Linked DNA regions of Homo sapiens: regions 1 and 3 are each linked to region 2. Evidence: chromatin loops called from intact Hi-C (ENCODE). Cell type or tissue: endothelial cell of umbilical vein. All regions are shown on one strand. Region 1 has its middle 51 kb from the start of CDCA7L. Region 2 has its middle 110 kb from the start of SP4. Region 3 has its middle 170 kb from the start of SP4.

Region 1 (4,000 bases), 680 kb after region 2:
TTTAGCCATTCCACAATTTCATATTTCAAAACGTTATACATAATAAATATAATTTTTATTTGTCAATTAAAAATATATTTAAAAAATTTAAATTCATGTTAGTAAATCGAAAAATATGATACCAGTTCTTCCTAAGTTAATATATATATTTAATAAAATTCCAGTAAAAATGTCAGTGAGCACTTTGATGGAGCTAGGCAAGTTGATAGTAAAGTTCATATAGAAAAGCAAAAATGCAAGAACAACCAGGAAAACACTGAAAAAGAAAAACTATGAGGGAGAACGAATCCCACTGACATGAAAACATACTACGAAGCTCTACAATTTGAACAGTGTGGTAATCGCACATCCATAGATAGAATGGAATGGAAGCCCAGGAAAAGACCTAAGGATATATGGAAATGTAGTATATGATAAGAGTGACATCTCAAATGAAATAATGGAAATTTTAATAAATGGCACAGTGACAACTGGGTGTCCATTTGGAATAAAAGATTAAATTAGATCCATATCTCACAAAACACACAAGAATAAACTCCAAATGTTTTCGCGAATCTAAGTGTTAAAATGAAACTGTACTTGTGCTAGAAGAACATATTGGTGAATTCTTCAACCTCAATGTAGGGAAACTTCCTTTAACTATGACTCAAAATTGAGAGGCAATATAAGAAAAAAAAAAATCAATGCATTCGTCCACATAAATGTTAAAACATTTGCATGGTGAAAGGACTATAATCAAAATTACAACTAAAAGACAACTGGCAAACTGGAAGAAATTATTTACAGTATATACTACAACCACAAGGCTAATATCCCTAATGTGTATTAAAAAAAAAAATTTCTAAAAATTGAGAGACAAAAATACCAAAAACTCACTAAAAATTGGGGAAAGATATGAGCAGACTATTCACCAAAAATGATATAAGAATAGCCCTTGACTATATGAAAATATATTCAAGCTCACTCATAATTAGAGAAATGCAAATAAAACAATATGAGATACAATTTCTCACCTATCAGATTCACAATAATTAAAAAGTATAACATTTTGATATACTTGTTATCATACTTTTTAATGTATAATAGCTGTTGTGAGGCTGTGGGCAAACAGGCACTCCTATATAACTCGTGGGACCACAGACTCAAAATCCTGCTGGGAGATTTTGGAAATACCTTAAAAAAACTACATATGAACCTATTTTTTCCAGTTTTTAAATTTTAATAAAATATACATGACATAAAATTCACCATTTTAACCATTTTAAAGACAGTTCAGTGGCATTAAGTATATTCACAATGTTGAGTAAGCATTACCATCATGCATTTCCAGAACCTTTTCATCATCCTAAAGATAGACTCTGTACCCATTAAACACTAACTCTATTTCTCCTTCTCCCACCCCTTGGTAATCACCATTCTACTTTCTGTCTCTCTGACTCTATGAATTTGATTACTTTAGGTAACTCCCATAAGTGGAGTCATACAATATTTGTCCTTTTGTGTCTCACCAATTTCACATAGCATAATGTTTTCAAAGTTTATCCCTGTTGTAACATGTCTTAGAATTTCCTTCCTTCTTAAGGGTGAGTAATATTTCCTGGTATGTACATACAATATTGTTTTAATTCATTCGTCTGTTGATGGACATTTTTAGTCTTTGTGAATAATGCAGCTATGAATATTGGAGTACAAGTATCCATTTGGAAATCCATGCTTTCAATTATTTTGTCTATATGCCTAGAAGTGGAATTGCCAAATTGTATAACTTCACGTTTAACCTTTTTTTTTTAAGAGAGAGGATCTATATTGTCCAGGCTGGAGTACAGTGGATGTTTACAGGCATGATCATAGGCACAACAGCCTTGAACTCCTGGTTTCAAGTGATCCTCCTGCCTCAGCCTCCCAAGTAGCTGGGACTCTGTGTAACATTTCGAGGAGCTGTCAGTCTGTTTACTACAGCTGTACTTACCTTTTGACCCAGTAATCCTGCTTTTAAAAATCTACCTTGAAGATACACGTCTAACATTTTAAAAATTATATGTATCAGCTATTTGTTACAGTAGTGTTTATAATTGAAAAATTTGGGAAACAATGTAAATGTCTGTCTATAGGAATGTGGGTTGAACAAACTATGATAAAGCCACACAATGAAATACTACACAGCTATCAAAGATAAAGAGGAAGATCTCTGTGAACAGATAGAGCACTTTCCAGGATATATTGTTACGTGTAAAAGGCAAAGTTTATAAGCCTTTCTATTATATGCTACCTTTTAGGTAAGAAAAGAGATATAAGAAAATATAACTGTATCTGCTTTTTTGTGCAAAAGAAATATAGGAATTATAAACCATAAATTAAAGACATTGGTTATCTACAAAGAATGGCAGGGAACCAGGTAGAAAGGATGAGAGAATGGGAACAGGCTAGCAAGAACGAGGAGGAAGTAACCTTTCTCTGAGCATAGACTTTTTATAACTTTGATTTTAGAATCATAGCAAAATTTCCCATACCTTAGAAAAACCTAAGTAAATTTGAAAAACATAATTTTGACTTGATAGTGGAAGGCTAACGTCTAAAGAAACAGTGTAAAATTATTGTAATGTAGTTAGTAAATTTGTTTTCCAACAAGGATACTAGAATTATATACCAGATCAGATAAAGAGTCAAGTTTCTCACTGTTGGAGAAAGATGTTATACATAAGGAAAGGGGCAAGGCAAAAATGAACCCGTGGAATTTATTCGAGTTACAGATCTCAGTATAAACCCACATTTATATACATACATATATATACATATGTATATATATACACACACATACATACATATGTGTGTGTGGGCGGTTGAGTAGATGATAGATAGGCAGGCAGACAGACACACGCATATACAGATGTGTGTGCCTGCATGAGTTAGTATACGTACACACAGTTCCTTGCTCTGCTGGAAGGTCCTAGAAACAATGACTCTCTAGTAGCAATGAATACATTTAGTGCTTAGATCTTAGTTTCTAAATATCACTCTTGAATAAAAGGAACCATGCTCCTTGGAGAAGTTGGTGACTCCAGGACTGGGGCAGGCAAAATATAAAATGAGCCTGGAGGCCTGGCACAGTGTGGCTCATGCTTGTAATTGCCTCATTTTGGGAGGCCGAGGCGGGTGGATCACCTGAGGTCAGGAGTTTGAGACCAGCCTGACCAATATGGTGAAACCCCGTTTCTACTAAAAATACAAAACTTAGCTGGGCATGGTGGTGGGTGCCTGTAATCCCAGCTACCTGGGAGGATGAGGCAGGAGAATTGCTTGAACCTGGGAGGCGGAGGTTGCAGTGAGGTGACATTGTGCCACTGCACTCCAGCCTGGGTGACAGAGCAAGACTTCGTCTCAGAAAAAAAAAAAAAAAAAAAAAGAGCCTGGAACATCATGTGCCAGAATACAAGGAAGTAGCCACAAAGGATGGAGCCATGTCAGAAGAACACAGAGCCCACCTGAAGGAGCTCCCAATGGCCAAAGCTGGAGTAATTTTGAGCAATCAAGAAAGGGTAATAGCATTGGATTATAAGCCATAGACGGAAGTAAATATCCATGAGTCCACAGTGATGTAACGTAGTAAATAAATGGGAGAGAAGGGACACATCTTCGTTACAGAACCTATTAATACATGCAGAGGGAAAAGAGGAAATGGGGGGAAACCCCACAGTAAAAATGGTTGTAGGCATCAAAGGATGCTAAAATTAGTGGCTATAAGTTTAAGGAGAAACAAGATATTTGCATAAAGTATCTTCCCAGATACATTTATTAACCAATTACTAACGGGAAAATAGTCATTTTACTTTGGAAAAACTGGTAGTCACCTCCTTGACCGGGAATGAAGGTTCATATCTGTAGAAAGAGACATAGGACGTCATTTGATGCACAGAGAAGGGCGCAATCTGATTTCCATGGCATTCCTGCGAAAAATGCTTGACCTCCTTTATCCATGAGAAAATATCAGATAAACCCAAAT
Region 2 (4,000 bases):
AAACTTTGATATCTTCTGGAATTTCTAACAGCTTGGAATTCATATTGATTTGATTCTACATCAGGTGTTCTTAAATATCTTTCCTCCTTAAATCAAAGATTGTAAAAAATTGAATTTAAATAAGAATGTACTTTGTCACTTGAGATTATCTCTAAAGTAGCCCCCCACGCCACTTCATTGTCATGCAAATGACTTCCTTTAGAAAGAAACTATATTACATACAGTATATGACTATATATACCCTATATTCAACCATATACTGTTGTGATCATTATGAAACTGCAAGTCTTGTCTTGCCAGATTTAAGAGATAAATATATCTAATTAATACACTGCTATATTTTTTAACTCAGCTTTATAGATTATGAAAAAAACATGCATAAATACTGCCAAGATATATATTTTCTTTTGCAAAAGCTTCCCTTTTACTCTGTTTTCAGAGAAGAAAAATACGTACTTCTTGTTTTGGAAATGGAGATTGTCATGGTCCTTGTTCTCCTTACTGATCACAGACTTTTCTTTCATGTAATACATCTATCATTAGAAAATCATCTTTAAGATCGTTCAAGCCAACAAGAAAGTGTCACAGTATCAGTATCGCCACAGACATAGTGAAAGAATAGAAAATTATCTTAATTTGGTTTCTCTTAATTTAGCCACATTAATTCAGGCTAAAGTCACCTGATTTATGAGAGAAGAGAGCTCACTTTTTATACAAACCTCTTATTTTGTTCCTTTTAATACCCTTTCCAAAACCAATCTTTGAGAGAATATTAATTTTCTAAGTTTTATTAACTGAAAAATTTTCATTCTAAATTTATGATATACATATGACTAATCAAGAACATTACAAGACCACTGCTAAAAAATTATTGGTTATTCCCAAATTTATGACTGTTTGTACAATTTTCAGATATGTTTTGTTTTTTCCAAGAGTTAAAATCGTGACTTTTGATTTTATCGTGATTTTTCAATTAACTGTACACATTGAAATTTGGAGGGTTTTTTTTTTTAATATTTTTCAAATTCAAGTCACAGAAATTTGGAGTTTTCCATTAATGACAATTTCATGATTTGTGCTATAGTGAATGCTTTCTGAGAAATCAGATTAGTTAGTGACATATTTCTATGATCTTTAATTGCATGTCTGACAATGTTTGCAAATAAGACTTTATTGCAGTCTTGGCTTGATAATGTATTTTCCTAGCCTACCTATCTCAGGGGCACATTGAAAGTGTACATTTGGAAATAGTGAAGTTTGAATCAAAGTAATTAACACTTTAAAGATTGGGGATCTTTATTACAATGATAAAAAACCAATAATATAGTTTATTATTCTCCTATTTCAAGTCTTTGACTTGTAATCCTATAGTTTTCTGTACTGATTTATTCCACAGAGTGCTTTGAAAAGGGCAGCATCAGTAATTTTCATTTACAAATTACTGTGTCTTATTGTCAGTATCTTCTAAAATATTATTCTCAGCATATGTGATTCATGAAGACAGGCAGATGGTAAATTTCCCTTTGGCAAAATACATTAAAACTCTCATTCTGCCGTCCTTTTGCAAGTTCTTACTGTTATGAGCTCTTACTGTTAACAAATTGAGTGAGATAATGTCTTTAGGATTACGATACTTTGAAGAGAGAAGATAAATTCTTTTCTCTTGGTTATAGTTCAGTTACATTCACAGCAGCCATATATCACTGAAATGTTAAAGGTCGCATGAATACCAGCTTGTAGCATCTGCTCTCTTCATTTGTTCTACACAGCTACAGTTATGCATTTAGCTGGCAAGTTAAATCACGCCCTTCTCTGTTAGGTCACTAATAGCATTCAGGGAAAGAAAGCTCCTCTGACTATCACCATTAGGAACCATTTCACAGACAATAGAGCCAGAGATTCAAAAAATCTGGGAGTCAAAACTAAATTATGGGAAGGCACGGCTGTCACCACATGAGAAATTTGAAGAAATAAGCAGTTATAAACCTTAACAATCTAAAGAAGCCTGAAAGCCTCATGTTTCTTTTTAGAAATGTATTTGGGAATCAGTGTTTTCCTGTCATTTATCTGATTTTATGTTGGTTAATGACGTAAAAGGTTAAGAATGTACATACACATAAATTGCTATAACTCACTCTGTCTCAGGGCTGAGAAGCTTCCTGGTGACCTCTTAGACTTTATTCAAGCTGCAACAAAACCAAAATGAAGGCTCCATGACTTTCCAACAAAAGAAAACACCAACCCCCAATAATCTTTATGAATATTTGTTTGGTTCTAATTAATTTCCCCAAAGCCATTAACAAATGACTGATTTGCCAATATGAGGTTTAATCTCTACAAATAAATATATTACTGAAAAATAGTTTATAAGGATGCTTGATTTTAAAGTAAGCCTTCCCCCACAACCCTCCACCCCATTTCCCCTCTCTCTGCCTGTATCGCTTCCTGTTTTCCCTCAGATTTCAGCTGCAACAAGAAGCTAGGGCAGGACAAATTGAACATCACTCAAAATTCTATTATGAGCTTTGTACAGAAACCACTACAGTTGATATGACAATGAAAAGCAGTCAGCTGAAACTAAATAATTAATGGAAACAAGTAAATTAGCTAAATTGGCTTTCAGAGAATCAGATGGACTGCTCCCTTTGTGTGCTTATCAATCCTCATAGGATGCAATAAGTGTTCAGGGGCAGAACTGTGTGAAATCTGTGCCAGATAGCAACTTTCAGTTGCAACTATGAGATGGAAACTGTCTCAAGACAACACAATCAGCAAACACCTAGCAGTACTAGACACTGACGAGACTTTGGGGTGTGGATAAAATACGGTGAATCAGACATGCTGAGAATTAGAATCCTATGACCAGAGCACCTGGGGGATAGGTGTGCTACCAAATGTGTAGCTCCAGCCCCTGCTGAGATATTGCTTGTGGTTCTAATCCTTCATTTTGTTTCTCTCCTCTTCTTATGTTTAGCATCACTAGGGCCACCACATATAACTGCACAGGATGTGTACTGCCCTGCTCTAGAGAGCACCATACATGCCAGCATCATAGTCCATGTGAAGTATACTCCTGCACAACTGTACATGGCCATGCTAACTACTGTGGTATGAAAGTTTGTGTCCCCTCCAAAATGCATGTTAAAACTTAATTCAAAATGTGACAGTATTAAGAAGTGGGCCTCTAGGAGGTGATTAGGATGAGATTTGTACCTCATGAAATGGCCGGAAGGAACCAGCTAGGCTTTTTTGCATTTCTGTCCCTTTCATCTCTCCTGCCATGTGAGGATACAGCATTAATCCCTTTTGCCCTTCCACCACGTGAGGATTTAGCAAGAAGGTGCCGTCTATGAAGCAGAGCAAGGCTTCACCAGACACCAAATCTGCTGGCACCTTGATCTTGAACTTCCCAGCCTCCAGAACTGTGAGAAATAAATTTCTATTATTTCTAAACCCAGTTTAATGTCTTTTGTTATAACAATTAACTAAGACAGAAATTGGTACTGAGGAGTGGGGTGTTGCCGTAACAAATACCTAAGAATGTGAACACAGCTTTGGAACTGGTTAATGAGTAGAGGCTGGGTCCTGAAGAACTATTCCAGTGAGGACTAAGAAGAAGAGGACGGCTTTAGGGAAAGTCTGGATCTTCTTTGAGATTACTTAAATGCCTGTGATCAGAACACGGATAGAAAGATTGACATTGAAGGCCATTCTGGGGTCAGGCATGGTGGCTCACACCTATAATCCTAACACTTTGGGAGGCCAAGGCAGGCAGAATCGCTTGAGCTCAGGAGTTAAAGACCACCTAGGGCAACATGGCGAAACCTCATCTCTACTAAAAATAAAAAAATTAGCCAGGTGTGGTGGCATGCCCCTGTAGCCCCAGCTACTCAGGAGACTGAGGTGGAAGAATCACCTGAGCCGGGAAGTTGAGGCTGCGGTGAGCTGCGATCACACCACTGCATTCCAGCCTGGACAATGGGAGTGAGACCCTGTCTCA
Region 3 (4,000 bases), 57 kb before region 2:
GACTGTTTAATTGGAGCCAGTACCAAGATGCTAATTCCAAATTTATTCCTCAAAATGATTTCTGCTCCAAATTTAAGCACCCCTCTTAGTTGGCCCAACTTAGTGAATGTCAGAATTTGAGATGAGAGCTGACTGATGAGACTCCAAGCATGGGATGGTGAGGAAGAGCCAGAGGAATTGGCTAAAACATTAGCACCATGCTTCCAGGCATTCACACTGTGCAAATGCTTCTGCGGTGGGCAGGCCTCCTTATTATCTGCAGGTTCCCAAACCAGGAAGACTGTGAGCCATTCCCCCTCAAAGACCAAAGGCGTGGATGCAAATTTGCCCTTATTGCCCAGAGTGGCAGAAATCACTAGAGCACATGGGCTGAGGCATGGCCACATATACCGATGTGTAAGCCACTTATGTGATGGACAGTTTCCTTTCCTTTTATTTTATTTTATTTTGATACAAGGTCTTACTCTGTCCCCCAGGCTGGAGTGCAGTGGCAAGATCATGGCTCACTGCAGCCTCAACCTCCCTGGGCTCAGGTGATGCTCCTACCTCAGCCTCCCAGATAGCTGAGACTACAGGTGTATGCCATCATGCCTACCTAATTTTTTTTTTTTTTTTTTTGACATGGAGATGAGGTTTCTCTATGTTGCCCAAGCTGGTCTCAAACTCCTAGGCTCAAGCAATCCTCCCACCTTGGCCTCCCAAAATGCTGAGATTACAGGCGTCAGCCATTATGTCTGGCCACCATTTATTTTTGAGAGAGATCCCTGAACCAACACCAAAAATGAAAAATGGCCCCTGTTTGATATTTACCCTTTGGGATTGTCTAGTCGTGATTTAGCCAAGAGGTCTGTCTGTAGCATCTACATCTGCTATCATTCCTGGTCAGGTACATGATCCATGGACCCAACCTTAGGAGTGAAGTTAATTCCGTTGAGTCTAGGTAGTTCTGAGTTTCCACATCATCTCATGCACTTTTCATGAGAACGCCTTTTGCCTGGTATTTAACAGATGAGGCAGCTGAGGTGTAGGTAAAGAGATTTCCCCAAGCTCTCAAAGATGCTCATAAAGTAGCGTAACACACAGAATGAAATAGCTGATCCTCAGACCCAGATCTTCTGATTTTAAGCCCAGGATTTTTTCAGTGATCTGGGAACTGCTTTCCCCATAGATTTTCCAAGTGTTACCAATTACTGCCAGTCCTGGTAGGTCCCTGTGTAATACAAGGAACTTCCATAGTAACAGCCTGCTTGTTTCCTCCACTGGGGATGTTTGAAGCCACTAAAACACACATCAAAACTGACATTTATAACTCCTAGTTTTACAGCCTGTACTTCAGAAAGTGATATGTATCAATCTAGCTACTGACATTTAGGGCTAAAAAAAAAAAACAAACCCTGAGGTAATATGATTGGCCACATTCTGTTTTTTTTTTTTTTTTCCCGATATTGCAACCACTGGACTTAAATAGAAAATGTTCAAAAGACCCCAAATGTCACAGTCAAGAACTGCATCTAATTACTAACCAATTAGGTAACATCGTTGGTCTAACTGGCTCGGAGGGAAAGAAAAATGAAAGCCTCAGGACATAAGCCTACAAGGCATTCCAACTTGGTACTGGGGTTGCAAAGCAGAAGTACTTCCTTTTTTAATCTTTCAGCATTTATACTGTATTCCATCTTTAGAGAGAGAGTTAATTTTTCTGTGCTTAGTTTACTAGTTTGTAGAACTCAGCGACTATCTCTGAATAAGGCATAAGGAAGAAAAGTTTGCCACACAGTACCAATTGGGAAAAGCTAACTTATCATTCAGTAACAGGCACTCCCCAGATCTCAGTGACTTTACATTACAAAGGTTAACTGCTCGCTCACAGAACACATCCATCTCCATTTGACAGGGAACTCTCATTCATGTGGTTCTCACGCTGAGACCTGGCTGACAGCAATATCTGGAATATTCTGGTCACTGTGGCTAAGGGGAAGTAAACTCTGGAGGGGCTCACACCAGCAATACTTTGACCTGGAAGTGACATGTGCTATTATTACCTCCTACATCTCTCTTGTAAGAACAAGTAACATGGCCTTATCCTACCCCACCACAAGAGGGCCAGGCAGTGTGGTCCCACCAGAGCAGAAAGCAGGAAATACTCAATATACCACCCTCATGGCTGGTGGTACTGGGATAAAAATTGCATCTCAGAAAGAAAAAAACAAGTCTCTTTTCAACATATTCTGCTATTCTGATGCTTGCCTTTGACGTTGTCGTTCACGTGAAAACCAAACATTGTAAAATGTGTATGTTAAAGGGAATTTGGAAAATAGAAACACAAATTTTGAGCTATTAATGTTTTGTGAATGTCCATAGTGTAACACCCAAACATCCACACATTCATTCATTCATGAATCTATTCCCCATGCAGATGTTAACTGAGCAATAGACAGATGATGAGGACATGCACAAAGCAGTCCCTTCACTCCTAGAACTGACAGTACCTGGGGGAGATGGCCTGCCATGCACCACTACCACAGTGTGACAGAGGAAGAAGGGGCCAGAAGCACATAGGAGGGGCGCCCAATCCAGTTAGAGCGTCAACAGAGACTGCCGGGAGGATAGTACCCCTAGGCTGAGACATGAGAGAAAGGAAACACATTTTGGTACATTTCCTTTCAGTCTGTTTCCCTCTAAGCCTAGTTTGTTATTTTTACATAATTGTAAGAAAACTGTTTAGCCGAATTTGTATACTGCTGTGCAGAAAACTAGGTCTTTAGAGTTTCACTTTTTAACTCAGAGAAATCCATATGACAACAGTTTCTTACTTCCAATAAAACTTCAGCATATGAACAAAATTTGCAAATGTGGAATTTTATGATGCTGATACAGAAAACATATGTTAACTAAGAATGAGCTTGTATTTTTACTTCTCAGTATTTTATTGCCTTAGCCAGGCTGTCAACCAAATATATAAATTTCAAACATTAAGAGGTACAAATCAACCCACTAAAATATCTGTCAGAGCTTTCTGCATTAATCAACTGTGATGTATTGTAACATACAGGGAAAAAAATTGTGACAGAAATTCAAAACTAATCGAATAAGCATAATATTAAAAAGCATGAATTTGAGTTATTACTTAAGCTTAAATAAAAGAGTGGAGCGAAAACTTCCTGTAGTACCTGCACATTGCAGTTTATTATAAATTTTCTACGTGTTATAGAAAATTAAACTGTGTACTACTTATAAAAGGGTTTTAATTTAATTGGACACATTCAAGTTATATTAAAATATATTTCAAACCTATTTTGGTTGCTTTAAAGAGTAGCTTAAAATTCTACACTCAATGTTGACTAATATTTTAAAATTCTTTAAAATTTTGGCCAAAAAGGGCTAATTTCTTAATAAGTATATCTCTCTTTAGCCAAGAGCCAACATCATGTCTGATGGTGAAACACCAAAGGCGTTTCCATTAAAATTCAAAAAGATAAAGAAAAGATTGTCCCATCATAAATATTAAATAACAGTTTTCAGAATATTCTGGCTAGTTCTCAAAATAAGATTAGAAATAAGAGGAATAAACATTGGAAGGAGGGGAATTATCATTATTTTTCATGAACAAAATTATATACTTAGAAAGCCCATAAAAATCTCTCATAATCATTAAGAATTTCACTAAAAGTGATAGATGAATCTGCACAGTCAACCACTATTTTAAATAAGTATAAAAATGTTAAAAATACAAAAGCTAAGATTAATTATGCTTATAATCATAGCAATGTGTAAAAACACACCTGGAATAAATGCTAAAAAAATGTGCATAAATCATAATAAATAAATTACAAAGTATTTCTCTGAAGATTTAAAAAATTTGTCTCCATAAAAGCCCAAATAATATGAAGATAATTCATCCCAAATTGATTGATGACCAGCTGGGCATGGTGGCTCACGCCTGTAATCCCAGCACCTTGGGAGGCCGAGGCGGGTGGATCACCTGAGGTCTAGAGTTCAA

What was found. A loop is a pair of places that touch in the nucleus more often than their neighbours do. Peaks named below come from ENCODE experiments on the same cell type or tissue, not always from the same donor. Only the 100,000 strongest peaks of a DNase experiment are listed, where the experiment ranks them.
Region 1: it touches region 2 in a loop (11-fold over the local background); 1 of 110 quality-filtered maps calls a loop at or near these places.
Region 3: it touches region 2 in a loop (4-fold over the local background); 1 of 110 quality-filtered maps calls a loop at or near these places.

The regions. Positions count from the first base shown.
Region 1 is chr7:21,995,309-21,999,308 of GRCh38, forward strand. No RefSeq gene overlaps it. Among named protein-coding and RNA genes, the nearest start is that of CDCA7L, 51 kb to the left of the region's middle. In endothelial cell of umbilical vein, no CTCF peak of the experiment used is centred here; a DNase peak (open chromatin) is centred at 1,543; H3K27ac peaks cover 1,565 bases.
Region 2 is chr7:21,316,641-21,320,640 of GRCh38, forward strand. No RefSeq gene overlaps it. Among named protein-coding and RNA genes, the nearest start is that of SP4, 110 kb to the right of the region's middle. In endothelial cell of umbilical vein, no CTCF peak of the experiment used is centred here; DNase peaks (open chromatin) are centred at 1,981, 2,111 and 2,411; H3K27ac peaks cover 3,200 bases.
Region 3 is chr7:21,259,839-21,263,838 of GRCh38, forward strand. No RefSeq gene overlaps it. Among named protein-coding and RNA genes, the nearest start is that of SP4, 170 kb to the right of the region's middle. RefSeq lists an enhancer at 1,478-2,203. In endothelial cell of umbilical vein, a CTCF peak has its summit at 2,092; DNase peaks (open chromatin) are centred at 2,083 and 2,633.